2 separate regions of the Homo sapiens genome follow, and region 1 is linked to region 2. The links are chromatin loops, found by intact Hi-C in ENCODE. Cell type or tissue: chondrocyte. All regions are shown on one strand.

The links. Peaks named below come from ENCODE experiments on the same cell type or tissue, not always from the same donor. Only the 100,000 strongest peaks of a DNase experiment are listed, where the experiment ranks them.
Region 1: a loop joins it to region 2, with 2.2 times the contacts of the local background. A loop is called at or near these places in 8 of 110 quality-filtered maps.

The regions. Positions count from the first base shown.
Region 1 is chr4:43,129,142-43,137,141 of GRCh38, reverse strand. No RefSeq gene overlaps it. Among named protein-coding and RNA genes, the nearest start is that of GRXCR1, 240 kb to the right of the region's middle. RefSeq lists an enhancer at 6,431-7,024. In chondrocyte, CTCF peaks have their summits at 4,747 and 4,956 (motif pointing left); no DNase peak of the experiment used is centred here.
Region 2 is chr4:43,761,032-43,769,031 of GRCh38, reverse strand. It overlaps LOC124900848 (a long non-coding RNA gene), which reads right to left and starts at 5,537. Exons shown (of 2, transcript XR_007058445.1): 1 at 5,257-5,537; 2 at 2,599-4,570. RefSeq lists enhancers at 5,660-5,729, 5,800-5,929. In chondrocyte, no CTCF peak of the experiment used is centred here; no DNase peak of the experiment used is centred here.

The DNA of each region.
Region 1 (8,000 bases), 630 kb after region 2:
AGGGAAGGGAAGGCAAGGGAAGGGAAGGGAAGGGAAGGGAAGGGAAGGGAAGGGAAGGGAAGGGAAGGGAAGGGAAGGGAAGGGAAAGGAAAGGAAAGAAAGAAAAGAGAGGAAAGAAAAGAAAAAGTGAGTTAGTCAGACAAACCCTCAAAACTTAACCCAGTGATTTCTAGTCAGAGAGGTCCCTATTATCAATGAAGGGCTGAATTCAACATTTCAAAAAAGCCAAAGCTTGTCTTAGGTAAAACCTCACAGGTTAAGTAAAATAATGAGTTTTGCTGTCTTTTGTCTTGCTTTGGCTAAAATGATGACAGCTCAATGTGATGCCACTAGTTATCTTTGAATAATCAGAAGTTCTTAATTGTGATTTTATATACCTGAATAATAACGATGTGACAGCTAATTATTTGCACATGATAAGAACAATGTGGCAAATACTCTAATCTTAATGTTTATAGAAAAAAATCAATAAAAAGGAGTTATTGGGGTTGAAAGTTAGGCAATGACTGGCTTCATACTGTAACATCGGAAAAGGAGGCTCTGCTTAACTCTGGGGCTCCTTGCTGCAGACTCTGCCACATGCCTCAAGGACACTTCACAATGCAGGGCAGCCACCTCCCTATGGATACTTAGTCCTCAAAGACCCCAGGAATCAGCCACAAGAGCCTTCCATTTGAATGCACACCATTGCTTGCTTCAGTCCCATGGATGAGAGGTCTATGGTATGGAAGACTGAAATAGTGAGACCAAAATTCTATACTTATCAACTGTAAATTTCAGAATCCAGTTCATAGACCAGCTCTGCTGTGTGACTCAACGTGTTGAATTTTCCCTTCTGGGCTCCCCACATCAACATTTTACCGCCTATAACCGAATGTGACTAAATTCTCTGTTACACTGTGTACCTTGGTTGTGAAATTAGCTTCACTCTCTTAATAATTCTCATTTTATGTGAGTAGCCTTTGATACAGGACTGCTGTGCATCATCAGTTGGTAATGTCTGCAAGTGTCAGAGGTAAGATTTCACTCACAGTCCTACTGGGGGCCAATACGTGCCATTGTTGGTGTCAATAAAAGACACAGTCTCTGAAAACCTCTAATACTGACCACTCTTTCCCAGGGCTGTTTTCCGTGAAGGTCACAATTCAGATGTCTTAGGTATAGCCTGTGATTTCCAACTTGAGTACATCCCTGATGCCAGGCAGAACTTTAGTAACAGGCTCTGGTTAAATGGGTTAGATCCTAGATAGTTTATATATATTTATTGATCTATCATTGATCTATCTAACTAGATGTAGATAGATGGATAGATAGGTGATAAATAATAGATAGATAGAAAAAGAAATATATACATGAATACGGTACAAAAATACACTTTAGTATGGCATTCTTAAGTATTTTACTTACTTTTAATGCCTTTTCCTCAGGGAAAAGGTTTACTTTTCTCTTTTTAATATACATGTTTATAGTGCTACATATATCTGAGAAAAATAGTTGCTGAGTTTTAAAACCAACTAGACTATCTGAAAATACTAATTTCCAAAACATCAAGTAAAAATCCTGAGTGTTGGAGTGAAGGGACATAGGTTCTGGTGTTGGTCCATCTGTCACTTACCTAAGGGATCTTCACCAGCAATTCATGTGTCAGGATTTCAGTTTTCTAATCGGTAAAGCAAGGAGACTGAGAGCCCTTCTCAGACCACCCTGCTTCCTTTCCACCTCCAATTCATAGTCTATATCAACAACCTGCTCCCTCCACTGACCTTTCATATTTATGATTAACACAACTTGTAATTACTTATTTACTCACTAGATTTTATAACTTATGCATCAATTTGTATACTAGGAGCTCAGGAAATACTTGTTGGCTGAATGGGAGAATTAAGTTGATTCCAGTTTTAATATCTTGTGCATTTAGTAGGTAAGGTCAGGATCCAAGCTAGGCTCTCACTGAGCCAATAATCCCACTGAGCATTTAGTTGGAGCTTGTGGTGACAACCATAGTACTGCATTCCAAAGCCATAGGCAGTTTTAGCAGGAAAGCGTAGTGTTTCCTGATGGAAGTACTGTCAAATGAAGCCTTTGAGTGAGAATGGCAGATAATTCCTTTAGGACATCTTGGGAACCACATAATCTCAAATGCTACTTATGGATTTAACTCGACATCCTCCTGAAGCTGACTCCCAGACCTTATAGGTCAAAGTCTCTTTGTGGCTTTAAAAACAGTACTGGATTTGGAACAATGAGGCCTGGGCTTGAGATCTCTCTCTGCTGCTTTTAAGCTGTGTAGCTGTGAAAAATAACTGAACTAAATTTCAAATCTAATTATTCATTTGTGAAAATCAGATTGCATCTACCTACCTACATACGCTATAACTCAAAATTACTTTGGGTCATAAGGAAGTTAGCTCTACCAAATAATATAGTATGTATGAAACACACTAAATGCCATTGAATTTTAATATTTAGATTCACCTTTAGGAGAATTCATCTTTAGAAACTTCAGGTTGTCATAGTTTTTTAAGGTTAACATAAAAATGCAAGAGATGATTACTGCTTTTGTAAGAAAAACTGCGGAAATTATTACTAATGACAATTATCCAAAATATTAAAACTATTTACAGAATCACCTAAAGAGTTACAGTAATTAATTAGTTAACATGACTTCATTTTAAAAGAAGAATAAATCTTCGTCAAAGGCTAAAATGACTATAGGAAAAATGTGATTTTAAAACAAGGCTGAAACTCTTAAACTGCACTAATAGTTCGTAATTAATAGTTGAATTTGAGTATCAATATGATCACAAAGTAACAACAATCAAAAAGTTCAGAAAATAAACTAGAGTCCATTTCTGCAATGCAGCAATAACAACTACTGATAATAATAATGGCAAGTGCAATACTAGCAGCCAACATGCGTTGATAGGTTACCAAATACCAAAACTGTGTTCCCATGTATTATATCTCTTTTAAAATTTCCTAAACAACCCTAGAAAGTTAAGCTCTGATAATACTTGCATTTTGCAGATGAAGAAACTGAGTTTCAGAGAAGTTGAGTAACTTGTCCAAGCCATAGTCATTAAACTTTAGAGCTGGAATAAGACCTTAGGCAGTGGGATTCCAAAGCACTAAGAAAGGAGATACAAATTACTTACATAACTGAAGATTGCAGCACTTCCATATAGAAGCCTAAGCATTCTTCTTCGATTTACCTGCATGTCTGAGATGCCATTTATTGACACGACTCACTTGCTGAACATTCAGGCATTAATTACAATGATAACAAATGCCCAATCCAATAAAACTGCTGTTAGTCACTGTTCTACTGCTGAGACACATATGGACAAACAGTGTGTGGTGGAAATTTTTACTCAAGTCAAACAGGAAACCAGGTATCAACTATAAGGAAGACGTGACTTAAGGATAAGCGTCTTTGTTAGCCCAGGATAGCTTCACTACCTCACTGGTGCTCGTAGGCACTCAGCAAGCCGCTTTTAGCTGATCACTACATCCCTATGGGGATATTAATTTATTATTTGAGTCACACAATTAAAAATGACTTACAATTATTTTCTCATTTCTTTCTGGGATGTTATTTTAAAATCATAATTACAAAATTAAGTAATTTGCATTTTTTCTCATTCTTTCTTTCAATGAAGTATTTCCACCCCGTTTTTAGACTTGTTGTCAATTCTCTCATTTATATACCTTGCATTCCTATTCACTTATGTTTTAAGGATCTCTCTAAGGTTAAAAGTCAATACAGAAACTAAAATCTGAAATAAGTAAACTTTTCACATTTAGCCAATAATTTTTATGTGTCAATCATTTTCTAATATGTTAAAGTCAATATATGCAACTGGTTTTCCAACTATTTACAAAATATAACTGAATGTTTCCTTTGGTAGATAATTCAGCATTTTATAAGACCCTAAAATGATTACTATAAATAAAAAGAAGAGATACTACTTTATTTTTTCTATTTCATTATTAGAGATAAACTGACTTCATCAAGGTCACATACTTGTTAAGGAAGATTACCAGGGCTGGAAGGTAGATCTGATATAAATTCCCCTATAGCCTTGCTACTCGGCGTAATATGAAAATTTACAGCATTGCCATCATCAGGGAGCTTGTTAGGAATGCAGAATCTCAGGTCCCACTCAGATGTACTGAATTAAAACCCACATTTTACAACATCCTTAAGTGACTTGCATCTTGTCTAAGTTCAAGGAGAACTGCCACTGCTCTGTAACATACTGCCAATTATCTCAATTATCCATTCACAAAATAATGTGGCCCTTGGCAGATGTACTCATATAGAACTTGAGAGAAATTCAGGAAAACTGAGGGCGAGACTTTCTTTTTCCTTTTTTTTTTTTTGAGACGGAGTCTCGCTCTGTTGCCCAGGCTAGAGTGCAGTGGCGCAAGCTCAGCTCAATGCAACCTCCGCCTCGTGGGTTCAAGTGATTATCCTGCCTCAGCCTCCTGAGTAGCTGGGATTACAGACGCGAGCCACCATATCCGGCTAATTTTTGTATTTTTAGTAGAGATGGGGTTTCACCATGTTGGTCAGGCTGGTCTCTAACTCCTGACCCCGTGATCCGCCCACCTCGGCCTCCCAAAGTGCTGGGATTGCAGGCGTGAGCCACCGCACCCTGCCAGGACTAGACATTTTTTAAAACTTATGTTGAGTAATTTCAAATAAATCTTTTTATTATCAGGCACTTTTCTTTAGAAATAAGCCATGAATATGTTTGTAATTGCTAATATAAATTGATACCTACATAGGCATCTGTTTAATACATATATACTAAAAGAATGACGTATTTCAGATCTTTATTGGACTGCACGTTTTTTCATCCCTGGAGCCCTGGAGAGGAGAGCAGTACATCCGCATAACCCATGAAACTCAACTTTTACCATGCACATTATTACCTATTGGAAGCTCACCAGCGCCACCTGCTGAAGCTGCCGTAGAAAAAGCTAGCAAAGTGTTTTGCACTTTTGTTTTCTTATCAAGGTAGTTTCGTTATAATTTTACTGTTTAGCATTGACATTTTTCCCCAATCCTTGAATTTTCTCCATCCCATCCAACATTTCTCCTTTGTTTATGAGGCCCTAATAGAGTATCTATACTTTAGCCTACACAACCACACTCAAAATATTTTAAAAGCAGCTTCAGAATATATGAAGTAGTTTATATTACTGTATTCTTTGCATAGATTTATAATTGCCAGGACAAATGTTCTAATTTACGACTCAAAAAGTAATATCAATGTACTGGGCCCAGCCTAGTGACCCATGCAGAAGGCCTTACACTTGTGTTCAAAGAACAAATATTTGAGGCCCATTAGTTATGGGAAATTCCTATCTTTAGTCTCCTTCATTGGTTGTCTGTGTATGTTTGTACGAAATGGCTGCTCTCTCTTTTGCCTTTAATAAAAGTTAACATCACCGTACATGAGTATCTTTCCATCTCACAAAGCAAATTTTCTTTAACCCCTATTTTCTTTCCTCACCCTGATTAATTCACTCCCAGAAAAATCTCTGGTCCCTTTCTCATATTATTAAAAATAAAACTGGCTTCTAAAAAGGCAACTGTTCAGAAACTCCTGGAAACATTTAAAGCTAGTTCCAAATGATCTATCAAAATATAATTAGTTGGAAGGATCTCGAGCTCAAAATCTCTCCTAGTTAACAAAGTTAGTTTTTGTCACTTTTGTTGTTGTTAATGATGATTGATTATAGCACCTTTAAAAGTGATTCCATTAAAGTAATGTAATTGCTACCCTAAGTACTTCGCCTCTGGAATGCTGTGTGACATCCTACTGAAAGGGAATGCAAAATATCCCTTAAGTTTAGAGGTACACAGAAGAAAATCCCTGTGTCTCATCTTTTAACAACTTAAGCCCTTATGGAGAAAGAATGTTACTTCCACATTAGTGAAATTTAAAAGGATGAATTGAAAGAAAAATAAAGTACATTCTCTGAAAAATATATGCCTTCAAATCTTAAAGTGCCAATTCAATATGTTAAGAATTGGCTAACATAAAATGTTCAGAAGAAATGAGAGCAAGGGGAAATTGACTCTGTCACCCAGACTGGAGTGCAACGGCACAATCTCGGCTCACTGCAACCTCTGCCTTCTGGGTTCAAGCGATCTTCCCTCCTCAGCCTCTGGAGTACCTGGCATTTCAGGCACCTGCCATCATGCCTAGCTAATTTTTCTATTTTTGTAGAGACAGATTTCACCATGTTGGCCAGGCCGATTTCGAACTTCTGACCTCAGGTGATCTACCCACCTCAGCCTCTCGTAGCACTGGGATTACAGGCGTGAGCCACTGCACCTGGCCGGGAAATTGACTTTTAAAAGATTCTCAGATAAGAATTTACATGAAATCACTTCCACTTTGCTTTTCATATTGAGTTTGGTTACCATAATAAAAAAAAATAGGCATACCACCTGGATTTGATCTATTTTGAAAAAAAGTGCTTTACATTATTTTGCATTTTCAAAGAATAATTACGCCAGACAGAGTTTGACAGGCAAGGAAGACTTTACCCAAGACTATTGTAAAAGGGGAGAGAGATTGAATTCTATTCCACTGAAACAAAAGATGGGTGGGTTTTTAATCATGGGGGGTCGCCAGCAGCAAAGTGCTGGAGGACATTAGCAGAGAGGTTGCTCAATGTGATTAGGCTCAAGGTGTTTGTTTATGAAGGTCTTACCCTACCACAGAGACTGGAAGATAGGGAAGCTGTTCCTCTTGATGACTACATCTCAATGGGATAGATTCTAGGTCTTCGAGAAAGGTAATTTCTGCGTTGTAAAACAGGCAAGAGGCTAGAGGATAATTTACATACATTTCAAAGGGACAGAGAAAGGATTTACAATTACAAGTTTTCTAAAACAAATTCTCTAAGCAAAAGGAGGTCAGGTGCCTACAGTCAGGAAGAAACCTGTGCAAAGTCTAGTCAAGGTAAGAGGATTAAGGCTGCCTTGGTTAGCATCCAATTATTATATCAGAAGGGTGTTATTTTCTGAATTCACTGGATGTGAAAAAGAAGTAAAAAATCTAGATTTTCTTTACTGATTTATAAACTATCTCTAAAAGTAATCTACAAAGAGAAATTCTTAACCTATAGCTACTTTATTAAAATAATTGAATAACCTCACAATAAGAGGGCTTTGAAAGGCAACACTCAATTGAATATGTTAGTTTTTGTTGGTTAGTCAAAGTCTATTCACCTAGTGTTATAAGAGATTCTATCCTTTGCCATTGGGTAACTCATTTTTTTTTTCTTAAATTTCAGAGATTCTATTTTATTTCTTTACTTTTAAGAAATTCATTTTGAAATTGTATTAGGTATTGCCATAAAATAATTGCACTAAAACCATTGCCACACTATTTTCCATAAAGTGTGGCTGAGCCATTTTACATTCCCACCAACAGTGTACAGAGGTTCACTTTCCTCCACATTCCCACTAGTATTTATCTTTTTTGTAGTGGTTGTTTACAATAACCATCCTAGCAGGTGCAAAGTGACATCTCATTGCAGTTTTGATTTGCATTTCCTTATGATTAGTGATGTTGAGCACCTTTCATAAACCTTTTGGCCATTTGTATGTCTCTATTAGAGAATTACTTATTCACGTATTTGGCCCATTTTTAATCAAGGTATTTGTTGGGTTGTGGGGTCTTTTTGTTTTTTGTTTGTTTTTTGTTTTTGAAATTGAGCTGGAGTTCCTTACATTTTTTGAATATTAACTTTTCATCAGATACATTGTTTAGAAATATTTTCGCTCCATGTATACCTATGTAACAAACCTTCACATTCTGCACATGTATCCCAAAACTTAAAGTATAATTTTAAAAAAAGACAATATAAACATATTTATTATGTTTGTAACACTTTTCTTATCCCATGTTTTAAAAGGCAACTGTATAAGGCAACAATTAAAAACTGTGCTTATTTATTCACAATAGCAAAGGATG
Region 2 (8,000 bases):
TTGTGTCGATGACTTAGAGCTTTATGGAAGGTAGAATTTAAGATTGATAAACTAGGGTATCTGTCAGAAGAAATATCTTAGCAACAAAGCATTCAGGGTGCTGTGTGGTTTCCTTTAATTGTGTATATTAAAATGTAAGCAGATAGAAATGATTTAAAGACAGCTTATGATTAAAAGGGAAGCAGAACATAAAGATCTGGAAAACTCTCAGCCAGATCATGTAAAGAATAAATAAGTGTGTTCTAGATGGAATACCAAGAGTATGGCCAACCAACTGTTTGATAAAGAGATTACTATGGATACGAGGAAACCAGGTGCTATGCATTAAGACAATGGGAAAAAGACCCCCCAGTGCATTTTGGACATGTCTGAGGCTGCCCTTCCTATCACAGGCTCTGAGCCCTATTGCCTTGAGGGCAGAATTGTTTTGGAGATGGGCCCAGGGTATGCATGGGACCTCAGTGTTGTGGTCCAGTGTAACCTAGGGTCTTTGCTCCCCACATTCTGGCACAGTGCTTCTCAGCCATTATAGCTGTGGGTAGAGTAGGCCCAGGGCAGGCTTGAGCCACTGCTCCAGATGGTGCAAGTGGTGAGCCTTGGTGGCATCCAGTTGGTGCTAATTTTGCAGGTACACACCATGCAGGAGCTATGGAGGTATGGCTCCTCATAGATTTCAAAGGATGTCATAAAGAACCTTGGGGCACAAACAGACTTTTTTCAGGGGATGAAACACTGCAGAGATTCCCCACTAGGATAATGCCGAAGGGAGAAATGGGATCAGGGCCACCTCAAGACTCTGGAACTGTAGACGTACCAGCATGCCATGCCAGCCTGGAGAAGATGAAGGCACCTGACTCCAAACCACGAGAGCTGCTTTTTGGGCTAAGCCCAGCAAAGTCATAGGGGTTGGGTTTCCTGAGGACTTAGGGGGGTCCAGCTCACACCCCAGTGTGTCTGGAAGATGGCGTATAAAGTCAAAGATTATTCCCAAGCCTTATGATTTCATGTGCTGGCCCTGTTGTGTTTTGGGCTTACTTGGTACATGTTACTGCTTCCTTCTTGACTATTTCTTTACTTGGGAATGGGATGTCTATTTTATTCTTATCCACCATCACCTTTTGGAAGTATGTCACTTGTTTAATTTCATGGGCTCATAACTGGAGAGAATTTCCCTCAGGGTGAATTATGCTTTGAGTCTCACCGATATCTAATTTAGATAGGACTCTGGACTTCGGACTTATTAGTTGATGCCAGAACAATGTAAGACGTTAGAGGCTAATGGGATGGAATAAATGTATTTTGTATTTGAGAAAGATGTAAGTTTTGGGTGGTCAGGCCAGATTGCTGTAGTTTGAATGCCTCCTCCCAAGTTCATGTTGAGATTTAATTGCCATTGCAACTACATTAAGATGTGAGGTCTTTAAGATGTGATTAGACTACAAGCACTTCACCCTCATGAGTGGATTTAGTGCATTAATAAAAGGACTTTTCAGGTTGGTTTTTCTCTCTTGACCCTCTGCCTTCCTGCCATGTGAGAATCCAGCATTCCCCTGCCCTCCAGAGGATGCCACATGCAAGGCACCATCTTGGAATCAGAGAAAAGAGAAACTGGGCCCTAACCTAGGGATACCTTGACCTTGGACTTTCCAGCCTCCAGAACTGTTAAGTTAATAAGTTTCTGTTCCTTATAAATTACCAATAAGATACTTAATTTGTGGTGGCAGTATGTTAAGAAGTTTGAAGGAACTAGAATTTATGTCCTAGCTCCGTCTGATATGAATTGTGTGAATTTTTGCATGCATACACCTTCTCTACACCTTAGCTATGTCACTTATAACATGTAAATTGAGAATGAGGTTTCTGTAAAGAGTGAAGAAAATAATACTTGTACGATGTTTAATGGTGATTGGCAGATGTTAACTAGTCAATAAAATAAAAAACTGAATTTCAAAATTATAGATGAATTAATAAAAGGTTGAATTAAACACACTTTTTACATTGCACACAGCCTTTTCAGCAGCAGAGGCCATACTGAACCTGCAAATGCAACAGAGTTAAGAGGATCAGAGTATACATAAATTTTTCTTAAATAAGTAATTTTAAAGAGCAAAAGATGCCCAATTCACTGAGCATGCTAGTCACATGAATGCATTTGGAGTAGAAACAGGAATTGAGAAATCTCTGCAGGAAGTCCACAAAACTCAAGATAAAGTTTGCTTGTTTCTAGATTTGTTTGTTTTATTTTCACTTTTTGATTCCCCTTATTGTTTCCTGTGTTTGCTCTTTTATTAGATCATGGAACCATTTATTAACACAGGAAGAGATGAAGGAGAGAGAACTATGTGGTTCTTTACTTCCTAATCTTGCCCCATCAATATCAAGCCCTGATTTAAAACAACAGCAACAGCAAAAATAGAAAACAAAACCCATGACATAAATGAAATGTCTAAATAGCGGCTGTCAAGTCATACACCTTTCAAAAGGGAGTGTCATGAAGTATTCATTGACCAATATTTACAAAGCAGTTCATATTTGTTTTTAGAATCATGAAGAAAAATGACATATTAATATTAAAAGAAGACAACTACCAGAAAAGGGTATGTTTTTATTATATTTATTAGCATGAAGAACATTACTTTGACAAAATTCTTGGACATAAAGAATTAGACTGCCTGAGCAAAAGGGGGCCTAGACTTACAAATTATCTTGTATATTGTGACTATTATAATGACTATGAACCAGAAAATCCTCTTAGACACCCATTCCCCTCCCATATTTACATTACTATCCAAATTTAATCTTAAAAATAACACTGATTAGAAAGTGTGGAACCATTCATGGAGCAAAAATAAAATGTAGATGAAATCTTTGTTTTATATTGCAATGGAAATGTTCAGGTAATGAACAGACATTTATCAAAATCATCTGTTGACTGCTCAGTCTGGCTTAAGAATACTAAAGAGCTTTTCTTTTGCATGCAAATAAATATTTACACAGCTCAGTATTTATTAAAGATGGTTTATATTTTAATAGATGTTGGTGCGGCAATAGTGTTTGGGGGCTATTCTGACAAATGTCCTTTACTGTGAGTATAAATAAAGGTATAGATATAAACATGTAGATAGATACTTCCTTTTCCTCCTCCTTCTCTTTTTCTATCCTTCTGTCTTTTCCTCTCCACACTCTTAGTGAGATGGGGTGCAATTTGGGATTCTGAGAATTCTCTGAGGAGCAGAAGTCACCAAAATCTGACGGCCAAACCTCCTGGCAGATCAGATCAACCCAGGATGGAAATTACCCAGGTCAAAGCAGATTAGCTCAGCATAATAGACTCAGGTTTTGGTTTGTGACATAAGAACACTGCATGATTTGAACAGACAACTTCCCTTATACAGCTCGAGGGATTATGACCACAGGTGACAGAAATGTGGCAGAGAAAACAGTATCCCATTTCTGCTTACAATTAATTAAAAAAAAGTCAGTAATTAAGGTGGAAGTTCAACTTTTTTTTTTTTTTACAGAGTGTTCTGAATATTTACCTGTTTAGCATTGCAGTAAGCTTACATACAGATACACACACATTAATTAAATGTATCTAAATTTTAAAACATTAAAAATGATTCAAATAAATGGAAAGGCATATTATACCTCTAGGAAGAAAAATCAATATCATAAAGATATAAATTCTCCACAAATGGATCAATAGATTCAATGAACTGTTCATAATATAAAAGTTTAATATGATGTATAATAAGGAAAGAAACCCATATGTCTATCTACAGAAGGATAGGTTAATTAATTGTGGTATATTTGTAAAATGGAATATTATTGAGCTATGTCAATGAACAAACTTTTCACAAACATCAAATGGAAGATATTCAGTAAAATGGCAACTCCTATTAAAGATATTATATTGTATTATGTATACTGAAGATAATATTTATTAATTTTGATTCCTGCAGGGATATTTACCTGAGTAGAGCATTGTTAAAACTTAAATATTTTTCCACTGCTATTTCAGCATACACTGTACCACATTAATTTAAAATGATACTGTAGCAACAATTAGCTATGTTGAAAATGGCTGCTTTTCAACTCAGAAAAGGAAAAATAGACAAAAATTCTCATGAGAATTTTTATTTATACATAAATAATTCTGTCTTTATTACTCAATGTTATTGATTACTCAGGAGTAAAAACACAGTAGTAACAAATTTAGAACAGTTTGGAAATATATATTTGGCCTGAAAACATGCATACTACCATTTTAATTTTTAAGAGATTTTTTAAATATATATAAGGAAAAATGGCATGGTAAACCAATGTCCAAATGTAGAAGTAGGAGTAGCAACTTAAATAATTCTTAAGAGTAGAAAGCTGATAATAGTTGTCCTCAGTCTTCGTTTGCATATATAAGTAGCAATATTTCTTTTACTGTAGCTTTTCTTCCTTTTTTTTTTTGTATTTTATTGAGATCACCTTTCTCAAATCCTCTCTATGAAAATTTTAGGCCTTTGATGAAATGACCTTCATATTTGGGTGCCAAAGAACCAGAGGATTTCAAATGTTCCTGATAAAGACGAGTTAAGAAATATATTTTTATTCAGTATGCCCATCCATACTCACTTACATTCAACAAGGTATAAAATTAATACATCCACTATGTTATGTCTTAAAGGCAGTTTGAAAAACAGAACCAAGGATTTGAGTTTGGGAAACCTTTGCTAGTGCAAAGACTCATGGCAAGACAAGCACCAAATACACTTTAAAATATTTATTCAGATTTATTTGTACTTCACTCTGATCCCTCCCTGCCTCTCCACCCACCCTCTTACCTGTGTACAGATTTCTAACATTATCTTCTTGAATGTACAATAGTCTAATCTACAGTTTTTTTCTGTTGTAGATATAGCCACTCCAATCCATTTTCACAAGCAGCAAGTGACATTTGTAGAAGATAGAAACCAAAATCCTACTCTAAAAATAGATTATAATGTGGTTTCTTTCTGGCTTTATTTTCTGCTACTCCCCACATTCATCCTCTCCTCTAGACACACCATCTATTTATAGTTGCTAGATGAACACTTTAAATTATTTACCATAAGTATAGGTTAGGATTCAATCATGGAACCAGAACAACTGTGAGTGATATAAAATAAAACACATTATAAGGATTTATGCCTTACAAAATTCTGGGGAAAGTGGGTGAAGTAAAGTTCCAGGAGACGGTTGAAGCATCAGAGAAAAGTCACTTACCAAGGAGACAGCTAAGGAAAACTGGTGAAGAAATCTATGGAAGAAGTTGCCTCTGTATCTGCTGGTGAGGTAGAAGTTGCTTTGATCGGTAGATAAGCCATCAGGAAGAAAAGCTCTAAACGAAATAGAAAAAAAAAAAAAAGAAAAGAAAAGACAACCTAAAATCCTTGAGAATAAACTGGTATTCACAAAGACACATCAGAATATGCTTCAAACCCAAATGATACAGGTAATCTGCAGAAGAAGCTGGTGTCTTTCACCCCAGAGTTGCACACGTGTCTGACTCAGGACTTGGAAAAGCTGAAGGAAGCGATCTGACAGCAGGCAGAGGAGCTGTGGGTCTATGCACACCAGTGAGAGAAGCCCGTGAATCAGCAGCAAATGTGCCAAGGGTTGGCCATGCATGGAGGCTTGTACTAATCTTCTGTAATGACTGCTGTTCCTCTTGTACCTTCCAAATCTCACTTAAAGCTCTTTGTGCCAAATCCTAATTATACAGGGAAAGTAGTTCTAGAAAATTCCGTGCCTGCTTGGCTAAAATCTTATAGTAAAAAACCACCACATTCTATTTATGTGTATTCCCTCCTCTGCCTGGAGAGTCCCTTCACCTCAGTGTTACCACCTAATCTAGATAGTATCTCCTCCCCCACAGAGAATTCTCTTTTAAATACACAATTTGTTTTAAATATCTCTCCTCTCATACTTCCTAACTAATGTTGCTAATGGCTATTATAATAATATATTATAAACCATAATTATTATAACATATCATATAATAATGTCTAAATATTATATTTTCTTCATTTTACATTTATGAATTTTCTAATTTTACTAACTTAAATTTCACTCCTTTAAACTTGTGTTTAAGTGTTTAATATTATTAAAAACTATTTGTGGAGGAAATAAATGAATACTATTTATCACATCCTACCCTATATATCGAATTATTTATCTGCCATCCCAACTGTATTATATGCTTCTTGAGGACAGGACTGAGTGGTCTTTTGGTGTCTCTCTATCCTCAGCACTTACTAAATGCCAGAAACATTTTATATGTTCAACCAATTTGGTTCAACATATGATTTTATATACATCACTATCTTCCTTTCTAGCAGTCAAAAAGGAGTCTTTCTTGACAGTTTTTGTATATTTGTCACAAGTTCATATTAATTGGCCACATAGTCAGAGGGCACCTAATAAGTGCTGCAAAATGTTATATTTAAATCGATATGTGTTTTTTTACGTATACCTGTATGTATACCTGACAATTCAGGATGTCTGATGTGTTCATGAGTGGATAGATACTTCATGAATAGGACAAGAAATTTTAATGTATTCATAATATTACTTGTCAGAAAGCCAAGTCATTGATCATCTTTATAATTCTCACAATGAATGACTCTAACTCATGCATACAGGCCGTCGATACTTGCTGTCACAATATAAGAATTAATTTCAGTTAAATGTTCACAGATAAATTAGAACACTTTTGCTGTTTGGATATCTGCTTTGCCTCATCACTTTTATGACTTCTCTTATCTTTCTGTTAGGCTTATAAGCTCTCTGTCTACAAATTTGACTGAGTAAGACACACCATTTGAGATATACATGTTCACATCTTACAGAAAAAAATCGTTAAACTACTCACCAGTTGAATGTAATTTAGTTCCATGCCAGTTTACTAGGCAACACATTTATTCAGCCTAATGCACTGTGTTCTGATTTCTAACAACAGAAGCCAGCTGATTTTCACAGTGAAAAACAATTTACAGATAAAAATCAATCTGTTTTACTTGACTGGATGGCAAACACCTTACAAATATTTACTTTAGCTGTTTTTTTGTTTTTTTTTTTCCTAAAGCAAAACGCTTTTAAAAATTTCAATTTGATTCGTTTTGTAAAACATTTTGGAGTTGTCCTCCTTCTCTTATTCTCTTTTCTCAGGAATTCCTTGCCCATTTTTACACTTATCATGCTCCCTTATTATTTTAATTTTTTTCTGCTTACACATCTTCAATCAAAAATCTTATTTAGGGCCAGGCATGATGGCTCACACCTGTAATCCCAGCACTTTGGGAGGCTGAAGCAGGTGGATCACTTGAGGTCAGGAGTTCAAGACCAGCCTGGCCAAAATGGTGAAACCCCGTCTCTACTAAAAATACAAAAAAATTAGCCAGATGTGGTAGTGCACTCCTGTAATACCAGATACTCTGGAGGCTGAGGCAGGAGAATTGCTTGAACCCTGGAGATGAAGGTTGCAGTGGGCCGAGATCATGCCACTGCACTCCAGCCTGGGCAACAGAGTGAGACTCCACATCTCAAAAAAAAAAAAAAATCTTAAAACCTTTTAGGGAGAGTCTTATACAACTTCCACTTCTGATTATGACAGATTATATTTTACCAGACCAATCTGTCTGTGAAAGCAACAACTGTAGATGATGTGTGAATTACAAAAACAAAAACAACAAAATTGCTCCTTAAAGCCATCAGAGAATATTCAGTAAAATCAAAATGTGAGTGGCCAAACTCCAGAACAGAAATGGTTTGATTCACTGGATAAGACATTGACTGACTCTTTATTGATGCAGAATCCATTTGAATAGAAAGTAGGGGGTCAGCGTGTTTTCAGCCTCCCAGGACTAAGAGACAAAAACTGAAGTTCTGGGCTACCAAGGCAGCTAGGAATTGGGAAACTAGGATTCTGGAGAATAGGAAACCATATGCATTTTGTCCATTTTTCTCTT